2 separate regions of the Homo sapiens genome follow, and region 2 is linked to region 1. The links are chromatin contacts, found by Hi-C in ENCODE. All regions are on one chromosome and are shown on one strand. Each heading gives the region's core, a stretch centred on a gene start or an enhancer-like site at or near the end of the contact. The rest is flanking DNA. Distances are from core to core; before and after follow the strand shown.

Region 1 (7,009 bases), core at 1-2,500:
ATATTTGTAATGCCGCTGCTTCCCACCCCTGCACCCTCGCCCCAAGCTCCACCTCATTACTCAGTGCTAAAAGCAAAGTAAGTTAATATTATAACATACCCCTTCATTTCACTTCCTCAGCTCCTCACGACTGTTCCCCTAGTCCTCCTTATCCCATTCCCTGTCTCCTTCATTTCCCCAACTAGTTAACTTCAGTGCCCTTTCTAAGATAAAGGGGGTATGACCTCAAATTCAGGCTTAAAGCCCTTTCCACCATTGAAAGGTTATTAAATTCTGCTCCTCTCCCCTCCTGCAGCACCTAGTAATTAGCGCAGCCTGTCTCACAGAAGGTGCTCAGTAAATGAATGAAAAAAACGAACACACGCCCTGGAAACTTCAGTGTGCACGTACAACTCAATCCACGCATGCGCGGAGGCAGAGCCCCAGGACCGCGAGACTATCCGCACAGCTTCTCCTCAGGCCCCACAGCTAGAACCCCAAATCGCCTAGTCCCAACCCATGCACTCTCTAATCGGCGCCACACGACGGGCCTTCCCCACAACCTCATCTGCTTGGGGACGTAAAGGGCTCTGTGGGGGAGCTGCAGCTTTCGTGCCCATCTGTTAAAGGCCAGAACTTCCCATCTCTGAAATGCGGGAGGGAACAGAGCTCAAGCTTGAATAACTGAGCGCGGCCCGGCAGTCCCCCAAGTGAAGGTGCTAGCGCTAGAGCAGCGGCAGGGCGGGGAGCGGGAGGCCGGGCCCCAGGGAACCGCGGGGCGCGCCCGGCGCCGCATTACCTCTCCAGGGCCTGTAGGGTGTAGCTGATGAGCGGCCTCTCCAGGATGGGGCAGAATTGCTTCGGGGTGGGGACCCCCATCCTCTCCCCGCACCCCCCGGCAGGCAACACAGCTGCCACGGCTTGCGGGTGGCGCCCGGGCTCGGTCCCGGCCACGCTCTGCAGGGAGGCGGAAGCCGTGTGGTCCGCGCCGCGCTGACCACTCAGGCAAGGACCCGGCTCCGCCGGCCTGGCGCTGCCCGGCGGCCCGGCCTCCATGGCTGCGGGCGGAACGGCGAGCCCCGCTAGCCTCGGGCCGATGCGACCCCGCGCTGCTCCCACCCTCGGCCGGGGTCGCGGGGCGAAGGGCAGACCACGGAGAGGGACGCAGAGCGCGCAAGCAGAAGGCGCCCCCCTCAGCCGTCGGAGCCCCGCTGTTGCTGCCCCGCAGGGGACGATCCCGACAGCTACGGCAGCAGCTGAGGCTGCCGATCTGCCCTCGCGGCTCGGCTGCGGCCTCCGCACCCGGTCCCAGCGCCTGCGGGAGGGCTGACTTGCCCGCTCTGCGCTTCCCCCGGGCAGGCCCAGCTGTCGCCGCAAGTGGAAATGTCAGAACGCCCTACATATCTAAAGATCGCAGATACTCAAGGGCCATGAGTATGCAGGAGAGGTCAGGCCTCTGTCCCATCCCTCCCTGCTTTAAAATTTCGGAAGAGATTGGGATTCAAGTCACAGGATGGGACGTAGGGTGCGTATGCACCTCGATTATCTGAATTCCATTAAGCTCTGGAGGCTTCCTGGTTCCACCTGGGGTAAAGACAGATGGATTAGCAAGTGTTATTGTGGCACATCAATAATCCAAACTGTGGTGGCTCTCAAACTTGTCTGCACTTTGGAACCACCTGGGGAGCGTGTCCTGACACGCTCAGAGATTGGGATTTAATTGGTCTGGTGAGCACCGGACTTTGGAATGTTTTTAAAGATCCTCGGGTGATTCTGATGAGCAGGCATGTTTTGGAACCATAGGGTCAAAGCAATACTAATTGCTGAACAATCGATACACCTTATGTCATTTAGTCCCCAGAAGAACTCAACTATTGCCATTTCCCTTTTTACAAAGGGGAAAAGACGTTAAAATGGTTAATTTATGTAAGATTGCACAACTAATGGCAGAGGAGCCTTAAGGCCCTCATACAGAAGTAGGCCAAAGTTGAAGAATTCCAGGCCTAAAGCATATCTTACCTTATTTAGTACTCTTGTTGCTGGTGAGGTTTACCATGAAAGTATAGTGAGAATTTGGAGGAGAGCACTATTGTATTAGGTCCCTGGAATGTAAACTCCATGCAAGCAGCAACATTTTTCTTTTGGCTTGGGTTGTGTGTGTGTGCCCAGCTCCTGGAATGTAACACAAGCTTAATATGTATTGAATGAATTGCTGATTAAATAGATTAATGATCATTAAAGTGTATAATCATCAGTAATTCAGTCTTAATCCAGTGGCTTATGATTAATAAAAAATAATCTTTTTAAACACTGGAAATGTTATCTAGTTGTAGTATTACAATTTTTATTTTTACCTGTTTTCTTGAGAGCATATAAAAATATGTTTTCTGCTTTTCCTTTTTGTTTAGTCTTATTGAAGGCATTCTTTCACTTTTGTTACTTTTATTATAATTAGCATTTAGGTCCTGTGCTAGTTGGTTTCTTAACTGAAAAGTGGGTGCCATAATATACTTCCTTGTAATTTTTATTGCTATCGTTCCTTTCTAATTTGATCTCGAGGTCTCTCTCTTACGAGTGGCCATAAGCCAGAACAGCCACTCTTCAGGAGAGCCCTGGCCCAGAGAGGAAAGCTAGGTTCTGGTGTGCAGGTGAGACGCCAGAGGAGGCAGCACACAAAACATGTGAAATAACAGGCGCATTTTATTACTTACAGATTCACCAGAGAATAAGCCTGATGGAAGTCTGGAGATAACAGGACTCCCAACCAGCAGGTGGGGTGCAAGAGAGAGGACCTGTGGGGCTGTGTTAAGGTCCAAAGGCTTTATCCCTTAGGCTTTCCAGAGGGGGTTGTGGATTGACTAGTTTAAAGAAAACACCAGCAAAGGGAGAACTTGACTCTGGTGTTGACCATTGGGTTTTATCATGGTTAGCAGCTGTTGGGTTTTTGGTCATGGAATGAGGAATAAGTGTTCTATATCACAGGGAGGGGAAGTTTTAAGTAGGCCACAGGTGACGTGATACAACTGGGTTTCAAACAGCTTATATCAGGCCTAAAAATGGATGCCCAGGCAGCAACTATATTAAACAAGTTTGGCACAATACTTGACTTCATAGCGCCACTACCACACCTGTATCAAGCATTTAAATATCTGTTGACTAACTGGGTGGATAAATAAATGAGTCTATCTATGAGAGCAGGAAGGCAAATCGAATTAGTATTTCTATTAATATTGATCTTTAAACCTCCCTTTTTAATCTAAAGGTGGAGTTGTTATAAAGGTATTCTTCCTTTACTTAATCTTGAGTGAAGAAAAGTAGAGTAATAAAGCTCTTGTTATACTAATTGCTATAGAATAATTTTATATAATTAAACATTGACAAATTTTAACTAGAATCTTAGTTTTGTTCTTAGAGCAGATATATCAATTTAGATCTTCCATGAATCCTTAGATCCTTAGATCTTATATACTGTATATTAACAATGTCTAGCAGACCAACTTGTAGAGAAAAAAGGGCACATTAAAGTATTCATTCATATACGTAGTATGAAGCAACATTTTTCTCTCTGTCCTTTTTATATAAATATAATTAGTTCCATGTTTTGCATACTTTGGGGTAACAGATGTAGCTTCCTTGTTACTTAATACCAAGTTATAGCAGCCACAATATGAGAATATCTTCTCTGCATCAGGCATGTGAAAGTACATACCCTGAAAAGTGAACTCCTCTGGGACCCATTGGTAATAACAATTCTAAGATATCACTTGAAGAGTTTAGAAAAAATAAACCCCAACTGAATCATGAGGCAGAGCATGCAGAGTTGGAAGTTCCTGGAGTGGTTTCCATTTTGAGCTTCCAAGTAGGCAAAATAATGACTCCCCAAAGATGCCCATGCTCTTATCTCCAGAAGCTATGAATATGTTACCTTACACTGCTAAAGAGACATTGCAGATGTGATTAAGTGAAGGATCTCAAGATGGAGGGGAGTAGCCTGGATTATCCAGGTGGGCCCTGTGTAATCTCTGGCATCCTTATAGGAGAGAGGTCAGAGTTAGAGAAGGAGGTATGAGGATGGAAGCAGCCATCAGAGTGCAGAGGGGTGGGAATGTAGGCAACCTCTAAAAGCTGGAAAAGGCAAGGAAACAGGTTTTTCTCTTAGAGCCTGCAGAATAATATAGCCCTGCCACCCCATTTTCAGATTTCTGATATCCAGAACTGTAAGATAACATACTTGAGTTGTTTTAAGCTGCTAAATCTGTGGTAATTTATTATAGCAGCAAGAGGAAACTAATACAGGCTTCACACTGAGGAAGATTCTCATTTGGACTATAATCTGCAAATGAAGTTATACGTAGTTAGAAATGCAGTAATATGATTGAAAAAATAAGGCACTGTTCATTCAACTTTATGTCTCGTTACTAGAACCCCAGTATTGACTTTTAAAATAAATCCTTTGTCTTGTGAATTTAAAAATGTATTATAAATGTTTAAAGCATAACTTTGTTAAATGTATACCACGATTTCATAACCTGGCTTTGGCATGCCTTTAATTTTTTAAAGTAGACTAAGTGTAGTTTTAGGTTCACAGCAAAATTGAGAGAAAGGTACAAAAATTTCCAATAGCTCCCTGCCCCACACATACATAGCCTCCCACATTATTAACATCTCCCACCAGAGTGGTACATTGGTTACAACTGATGAACCTACAGTGACACATCATTATAACCCACAGTCCCTAGTTTACGTTAGAGTTCACACTTGGTGTTGTACATTCATTCTATAGGATTGATAAATTTACAGTGATGTGTATCCACCATTACAGTATCATGCAGAGTAATTTCACTGCCCTAAAATCCTCTATCCTCTGTCTATTCATGCCTTCCTCTCCTCTAATCCCTGCCCAATCCCTGGCATCCAATTATCTTTTTACTGCCTCCATGCTTTTGCCTTTTCCAGAACATCATATAGTTGGAACCATACAGTATTCTTTTCAGATTGGCTTCTTTCACTTAGTAATATGCATTTAAGTTTTCTCCATATCTTTTCATGGCTTGACAGCTTCTTTCTCTTTAACACTGATTTTTTTTTTTTTTCTGGATGTACTGTGATGTATTTATTCACTCACCTACTGAAAGACATCTTGTTTGCTTCCAAGTTTTGGCAATTATGATTAAGCTGTAATAAACATCTCTGTGTAGGGTTTTTTTTAATTTTATTTTAAGTTCTGGGGTACATGTGCAGGATGTGCAGGTTTGTTACAAAGGTAAACGTATGCCATGGTGGTTTGCTGTACCTATCAACCCTTGACCTAGGTATTAAACCCAGCATGCATTAGCTATTTTTCCTAATGTTCTCCCTCCCCACTCCCCATCTCCCTACAGGTCCCGGTGTGGTTCCCCTCCCCGTGTTCTGATTATTCAGCTCTCACTTATAAGTGAGAACATGCGGTGTTTGGTTTTCTGTTCCTCTGTGCAGGTTTTTATGTGTACAAAAATTTTCAATTCCTTTGGGTAAATACCAAGGAGAAAGATTGCTGAATTGCACGGGCAAAAGTATGGTCAGTTTTGTAAGAAACGGCCAAACGGTCCTCCAAAATAGGTATACCATTTTGCATTCCCACCAGCAATGAATGAGAGTTTCTGTTGCTTCACATCCTCACCAGCATTTGGTGTGTCAGTGTTCTGGATGTTGGCCATTCTAATAGGTGTGTAGTGGTATCTCAGTGTTGATTTAATTTGTATTTATTTGATGACATATGATGTTGAGCATTGTTCATATGCGTATTTGTCATGTGTATCATATTTGGTGAGGTGTCAGAGTCTTTGGCCCACTTTTTAGTTGGGTCATTTGTGTTTTTATTGTTCAGTTTTGAGAGTTCTTTGTTTATTTTGAAGAACAATTTTTTATCTGATATTACTTTGGCAAATATTTTCTCTGTGGCTTGTCTTCTTATTCTCAACAGTGTCTTTTGCAGAGCAGAAATTTTTAGTGATAATGAAGTCCAGCTTATCAATTGTTTTTCATGGATCATGCCTTTGGTGGTGCTTTTAAAAAATGATCACCTAGGTTTTCTGCTATGCTATCTATTAGGAGTTTTATAGTTTTGTGGGTTTTTTTAGGTCGGTGATTCATTTAGGTCAGTGAGTTTTGAGTTAATTTTGTAAAGGGTATAAGGTTTGTCTAGATTATTTGTTGTTTTTGCATGTAGATATGCAGTTGTTGCAGCAACATTTGTTGAAAAGACTGTCTTCGCTTCATTTTGTTGCCTTTGCTCCTTTGTCAAAGATCAGTTGACTGTATTTATTTGAGTCTAATTCTGGTTTCTTTATAATGTTCCATTGATTCATTTGTACATCCTTTAGTCAATACCACACTGTCCTGATTACTGTAGCTTTTTATATGTCTTGAGATCCAGTAGTGTCTGTCTTCCAACTTTGTTCTTCTTCAATATCGTGTTGGCTATTCTGGGTCTCTTGCCTCTCCATATAAACTTAAAAATCAGTTTGTCAATGTCCACAAAATAACTTGCTGGTATTTTGATTGGGATTGCATTGAATTTATAGATTAATTTTGGAAGAACTGACATCTTGACAACATTGAGTCTTTCTACCCACAAACATGGAACATCTTTACTTAGTTCTTTTGTGATATCTTTCATCAGTTTTGTACTTTTTCTCATATGGATCTTGTACATGTTGTCTTAAATGTACACCTAAGGATTTCATGGGGGGGTTAATGTAAATAATACTGTGTTTTTAATTTCAAATTCCACTTGTTCATTACTGGTATATAGAAAATGACTGACTTTTTTGTATTAACCTTGGATCCTACAGCACTGCTATAATCACTTATTAGTTCCTGCCGTTGTCTTTACTTTTTAGTATGCACAGAAGTGCACAATAAATGGAAGTGGCTCTCATCTTTATATCTGAAATACCCAAAACTTACTTTTTTGTTTGTTTGTTTGTCTTTACATGTTAGTATACCTCTCTGGAATACTTGTCTTAGAGATTTCTTTTATTAGAAAATT
Region 2 (7,009 bases), core at 2,157-4,656, 510 kb after region 1:
TAGCTGATATGGCATAGAAACCTCTTTCCGGTTTTTTTCTACCTTTTACCTTCTCTTTTACCTTCATTCCAAGCCCACTGTTGTAGTCCTAAAGGTGCCTTTCCTTCTCCTTTCCTCATTTGAGTATTTTATTTCTGAATCCCATCCTTTATTTTTTCCTAAAAATCTTGATCTAACTGACGTAACTTATTTTACTCTTACTAGAAAGAAACATCATTAAACCCTGTAACTACTAAGAAAGACAAAATTGATTCCTCTTGGAAGTCAATGCATGAAGAAGGAGAAGAAAAGTTTTTGGTGTTTATTTTTATTCTTCAAAAAAACCCCTTGGATTCTTATAGGAATCTCAGTTTTCTGATTGTGACAACATTTTCCAGATCCTTGATATGTATCTTGCACAAGATTTAGAATTTTTTTTTAAAGAACTAGTCAGTAATATGAAAGAAGCAAACATTTTTTACATAAAATTAAAATATTTTCAAAATTTAACTGTATTATGTATACTTAAGATTTAAATAGTAGTATTAACATTTTTAGGCATAGGTTGAGATAGCAAATGAATTAGTTTACTTCTTTAGTTGAGTTTACTTTTCAACATTAGAAATGATCAACATTTCTGGGTTTATAAGTTGGTTATGATTATAAATGCTTGAAACAATATGAAGAATATAATTTATTTTTTATTTAAATAGTACCATTCAGTGCAGAGTGCTTTGAGTGGTTTAGGCCTGTTTGCTTTTAGAGAGAACTTTGCATTTCTCCTGGTATTCTTTGCAGCTGCTTCACTCTTACTAGTGAGAGGATATTTTCAGGCTGAGCTGAATGAACATCTTTTCTTTTTTTTTTTTTTTCCCTGTGTCTTCCAGGCTGGAATGTAGTAGTGCAATCATGGCTCATTGCAGCCTTAATCTCCCGGGCTCAAGTGATCTTCCCACCTCAGCCTCCCAAGTGGCTGGGTCCACAAGTGCATGCCACCACACCCAGCTAATTAATTATTTTATTTTATTTTATTTTTTGGTAGAGACAGGGCTTCTCTATATTGCCCAGGCTGGTTTCGAACTCCTAGGCTCAAGCAATCCTCCTGCCTCACCCTCCCAAAGTGCTGGGATTACAAGTGTGAGCCACTGCACCCAGCCTGAGTGAACACCTTGAAGACAAGTGTGCTACCATTGCTCCTAGTTTGTGCAGGCTGTCCAGTGGGGACAGTGATCTAGATTGATGGCAGGCATCAGCAAAGGCTCTGCTGTGGGTTAATTTTTGCCCTATACCTTTTTGTTTGTTTCTGCCAAATTATATTACCTTGGAAATAGGAACTAAAAATAAAGAATTCATTTCTTCTTGACCTGTCTCAGAAGGAATTTGGCTTGTATTTCTCAAGGAGCAGAGGGTGGGTTGGTTTCTCTGTAAGCCAAAAGATAAAAAAGAACAAAGGGACATGGCTCATACCTTGGAAGGCCAACAAAAATAACTAAAATGCTCACTGGATTAGAGCTTTGTAAAGTCATACTAACTGATTTCTTAAAATTAACTACAACTTAAGATGGTGAGACCAAATGAGAAATGCCTCCTCTGTACTAAGAGCCACAGGGCTTTTTATATCCTTCTTTCCTTCTTGCCGTTCCCATGTTGGTTTCTGTTGTGTCTCGACTTCGAGTACCATTGTGATGAGACTGAACTAAATGTGCCAGTTGTGCACTCAAAGCCTCAAGTGGTTTTGCTTCACTGCTGACAATAAAATGAAACAACAACAAAAAATGCCTAAAATACTTTACATTAGGCCTCTTCTAGGTTGTCATCTGAGCCAGAAAACATTGTCAGAACAGTGGACATTTTCATGGTGCCATTTTCCCAAGTGGAAAACCAAAGGGGCACACAGCAGCCATTTGAGATGTTGTGAGATGGGGCATGAAGATGACTGCACTTTTCAGCATCTGTGCTGTGAAACATCTCCTCCGAGGCTGGTGGCTTATTTCCCCTGTCTCTCTGTTGTGGGTTTGGGGGCAGGCACAGCCACTTCCTCTGCTCCACTACCTCTTCCCACACCCTTTTTATTCCTTCTGAGCTGCTTCCCTTTTTGATATCCAGCTTCCTCTTTCTCCTGGTGCCCCTACCTAAGGGTAATTCCTCCCTTCCCCCATCCATAATGTGTGTAGCTAAGTACCGACAGCATACTCACACTTTGTTAAAATTTGAAAATATTATTTTTGTTTTATCAGAATCCCTCCCCATTATGGAGTCCGCTGCTTTTAAGTTATTTATAAAGCTGTTGTTGAAATACTAAAATGTCCGGTCACATTTGATTCTACCTTAAAATAACCTATCACTTTTGTTGATCCCTTTTTCGAGTGTGAAGGTAAGAGGATGTGCTGCACTCTTGGCTGGGAAGGTGGTGCTGCATGTTGTTTATGCATGTTTACACTTCAATAGTCATAAAGATCTTCATCAAAACAAACTTGTTTTCTGCTTAAGGAAGAAAATCAACATTTTCTGATAAACAAAAATGCGAATATACATTATCCTGTGGAGGATTTTCTCACCTTTATGTGTGGTGAATTAATTCTCCCTATGGATGTACACTTGCAGTCCTGAACCACCCATGCCCCTTCTAGAAAACATTGGATGCTAACCCATCTGGCAGGGAGGAATGGATTTTGCCCTTTGTGTGTGTGTGTGTGTGTGTGTGTGTGTGTGTGTGTGTTCATCCTACAGTAAGGTTATAAAGGAAAACAATGACTCCCTAATTAAGGCATATTCTTGACAAAACTTGGACCCAACCCTTAAACCCATGGGCTACTTCAAGATTACACTCCCATAGTGGTAACTCCGCTCAAGGGGCCTAAGGCACTCCATCCGCCAGGGTGTGCAGCTGCCACACCACTCCCTCTGCATTTGACAAGGAAATGGAGTGGGGTCTTCCTCCCAGTGTCCTCTCCCCCCAGCACATGGGTGGCTCAAGGCATTTATTTTGCATCTCTGACAGTACTTACTTATGTACAAATATTCAAGATCCAGTTGTCACCAAGGGGGAACACGTTAAAATGCAGATGCCTGGGAGGCCTACTTTTAATTGCTTGGGTTTGGAGTAACACCCAGATGACTCGCTATTACCAAGCACCGCTGAGTGTTTGACTCACAGACCACACTTTGTGAAAACTTGACTTTGTAAAAAAAAAAAAATTAAAAATAAAAAATCCATCATATTTCCCAGGGACTAAAGAGTAAGCAAAGCAATAAGGACATATATTTAAAATGGAAATATAATACGGAGACCTCCTGTGTATATAAAAGATTATAAAAATCAAGTAATGAATTTATATGCTAAGTTACAACAATTCCAAACGACACCATGTGAATAATGCACATACTCACAACATGATCAGAATTAGGAGCAGTCTCAGGCTAGCTCTGATTTTTGTAACTTCCTTATAGAGTTCAGCCTTGTAAGGGCTGTGATGATGTAAATGTTAACTGTGCCAAGATTCTGCCTCTCCCAGGTGCCAAGGTCATGCCAGCAGGTAAGGACATATTTAGGCTACACTTTACCTATGCTTAGTCTCTTGAGAGGCAGGGAGCAGGAAGAAAGTGCTCTATTTAGAGAGATGTAGACAAGATATGAAGAATTACTCATCTGTAGACAATGAAATAATCAAGTTAAAGAATACACAGCAGTTGAATAACTCTAAATTTACAGAGTGTGTTCAACAAGCATTTACTGAGTATTTAAAATGGTTGAGCATTTCAGTGTATTTTATTCCTTTGGGGTGCTACTTTCCCTTTTCCTGTGTTTTATTTTTTATTTTATGTAAAGCAAGGGTCTCACTCTGTTGCCTAGGCTGCAGTGCAGTGGCACAATCATAGCTCACTGCAGCCTCAAACTCCTGAGCTCAAGGAATCCTCCTGCCTCGGCCTCCCAAGTAGCTAAGACCATAGGTGTTTTCCACCACTCCTGGCAAATTTTTTTCTTTTTAATGTAGAGATGGGATCTCACTATGTTGCCTAGGCTGGTTCTTTTTCCTGTTTTTCTTTCCTTATTATTATTATTTTTTCAAACTGAGGATGTCTGATATTGCCTCCAGTTCTCTTGGTGTGGTTTTATCTCTAAGCCAAGCCCCCTCTAGGAGCCCTCACTGGGTAGATCTCCATTTTGTCTACAAACATCAGCTTCCTGTATTCCCTGACCCTCTCCCTCTCCTGTCATTGTGTTCAGAGCATAGAGAAAAACTATGAGGTTCCTCTTCTAAAATGTAAGACTCCCAGTGTGGGTCCTCTGGCCCTAAATTAAACCCCTCTCCATTCTGGCATTGGGAGGCCTTCCTCACCCAAAGATTTCCTACCTGAAGACCCAACCAAAGCCAGCCAGTTCCAAGTCGTGCTCAGGTACATAGATTTATACAGAGAGAAAAGTAGTAGAGGTAAAATCTAAATGCTAATATTTGTATACCCAAGAAAAGGAATTCAACACCTACTGAGTAGAGAAAACCTACCAGCTACTTGGCAACATAATATGAGATGTCATTCTAAATTTAGAAAACATCCAAAATATATGAAGAACACCAATACCATAAAAGAGAAAAACCGATAAAAAGAACACATTCCAATAGAAACAGAGATAATTCAGTAAACAGAGGATAATGTCATACAAAAAAATTAGGAAACTATAAAATGTTAGAGGACAAGAACAAACTTGTAGACATTAAATATGCCTTTACTGAAGTAAAATATTCTGTAGAAGAGTTTGTAGATAATGCTGATGAAATTTCTTAGAAAATAAAGCAATGAGGGAAGTAAAGGTAACTAGAAAGAAAAAACAGAGACAAGTCAATGTTAAGAGTTACAACATGGAGGGTCCAGAAATGGAAAACAAAGAAAAACGGGGGGTGAAAATCAAAAGAAAAGAAAGGCAAATTTCCCACAGCTAAAGAGAGAACTGAGGCTTCAGAGTAAAAAAGCTGCTGACAACCAGAGCAAAGGAAGAGGAGAAACACTTGGATTCACATTTGTAAAATTTCCTGCACTAAGGATAAAGAGGTCTTATACACTTCTAGAGAGGGAAAATGCTTTCTACATATTAGGAAGAATCGCAACAGCATAGGAATCCTGAACACCAGAAAACAACAGATTAATGCGTAAAAGCTCTGAGGAAAAATGGATTGAACCTAGAATTGTATACTCAGCAAAACTATTAATCAAGTGGGAAGGCAAACTAAAATGTGTCAGAAACACAGGGACTTAGAAAGTGTAATTTTCATGTACCTATGTTTGGAAGAATTTACTTGAAAATATGTGCTAAGGAAAGAAAGAGAGAAAAGAAAGAAAGCAAGATGAATCCAAGGAGTATAATAAACAGTGGCACTAATCCAGGAGTTTGGTTTGTGTTAATTTTAGGATAGCAGTTGTATTAGCAGATCTGAAAAACTATAGTTCCAAAGAGTAAGTCATAGCATTTTAAAGGAGAAATTTTAAATGTATATAGTTAAGATGCTGGATGGTTAAAGATACAGTGACAAAAGCGTATGTTAGTTTCCATCAACAAGAAAATAAAAAGTTCAGCTCCATAAAAAGCAAAGCTGTGGGTCAAGTGTGAGGGAATCGTAAATGGGGCATGATGCTGAGCAAGGGATGTGGGGTAAGTGAATGTTTTCTTTTGCATGGCATAGAGGTAATGCCATTGGACCTACAAAGAAGGAATGTACTCCTAACACGTTACTTGGCTCTTCTGTGAAGGAAATATTTATAAACAAGTACCAGTCAGGTTTCAGTGTGGAAAAAACACTGAATAGTCTTTTAAGGAGAATGAATTTTATGGCAGGGGATGAGGTACTTACATAATCATCGAAGGGGCTGAAGGGTGAAGATTACGGCACCGCCAGTAGGATCTTTGGTCCCACTTTTACAATTTGGACTTAGAGGTTTGGCAGCTTCAACTGTCTCCTAGGGAAGAAAGCTGCAGGAAATCCTCACAGAAGTCACAAGGCACTCTGCTGGCCCTGGGGCAGGGACTGGCAGGGGACATAGAATCTAGCTAGCTGGCTGCCGCAAACACTCATGTTTCTGCACTCCAGGTGTGCCTGCTGCTATCTCTGCCTGGGAAAGAATAACTTCACTCCCGCTCTGGCTTCTAACATTTATCGAAGTGCATCTCATTGGATGACTCTTAAATTGATTCTAGAACCCTCTAGCTACAATATTATAATCTATACTTAAGGGACTGGAATACCTTTATTTTGTGAGAAAAATACACTGAGCTATCAAGGTAGAAAATAAATTTGCTAAATACAGAGGGATTTGCAAAACTGCAGATCTTAAGGTAGGATGTGAACTTACACATAACATGGCCAAGCAAAATGTAGTAATAGGAGCACCATTTTGGATGGCTCCAAGAAGTGATTCCAGAAGTGGAATCACAATCCAGAAGTGAATTAGGGAATTGGGTACAACTGATTGGTGAACATCTGGTTGCTGGTAAAAACAGCCTTAGTAAATGGCTGAAGGAAAAGGCCCTTATGCTTTGATGAGGAAATGTGGTTTGAGGCGTCCCGCTCCTACAAGAGTGGGCAGAGTTTAGAACAGATTAAGGATATATGTGGAGTACCTATAAGCAAAATCCCCTATTAAAGATAATAGTAAATTTGTTTTCAATTTTTAGAATGGACCTATAGGCAAAATATGGAAGACATAAATAGTAGCCTTAGTACAAAGCATAAATATTAACATCGTTTAAAGTAAATGCAATAACAAAATATTTAAATATACTATAAACATATAGGAGTGTAATTAACTAAAACACAACCAAAAATGATAATTCTATTTCTTAGAGCAGAGTGAATAGATAACACCTTGAATACTTAAGAAATTATGCTGTAGGTATATTCTTTTGAGTAGAAGAGATAACCAGTATGAGAAATAAAAACAGAAACAGAAGTAGGAAGTGGTGGGAGTGGGTGGGTAGAGGTTGGGCTCAATATTTTTGCTTTTCATTTTAAGATCCTTTTATAGTGCTTGATTTTTT

What was found. A loop is a pair of places that touch in the nucleus more often than their neighbours do. Pooled maps may share reads with other maps.
Region 2: a loop to region 1 is called in a pooled map, with 2.9 times the contacts of the local background. The contact joins the enhancer-like site here to the promoter of CRPPA in region 1. A Hi-C loop is called at or near these places in 2 of 37 single-sample maps with no recorded cell type and 3 of 50 pooled maps.

What each region holds. Positions count from the first base shown.
Region 1 is chr7:16,420,288-16,427,296 of GRCh38, forward strand. CRPPA (CDP-L-ribitol pyrophosphorylase A) reads right to left here and starts at 1,251. Exons shown (of 10, transcript NM_001101426.4): 1 at 779-1,251. The coding sequence starts at 1,035. LOC105375168 (a long non-coding RNA gene) reads left to right here and starts at 399. Exons shown (of 5, transcript XR_007060223.1): 1 at 399-695; 2 at 2,693-2,750. RefSeq lists silencers at 842-901, 922-1,061.
Region 2 is chr7:16,932,050-16,939,058 of GRCh38, forward strand. No RefSeq gene overlaps it. Among named protein-coding and RNA genes, the nearest start is that of AGR3, 54 kb to the left of the region's middle. Within about 2 kb of position 3,407, at least 6 of the 41 ENCODE cell types and tissues checked have a DNase peak (open chromatin) inside an H3K27ac peak, as active enhancers do.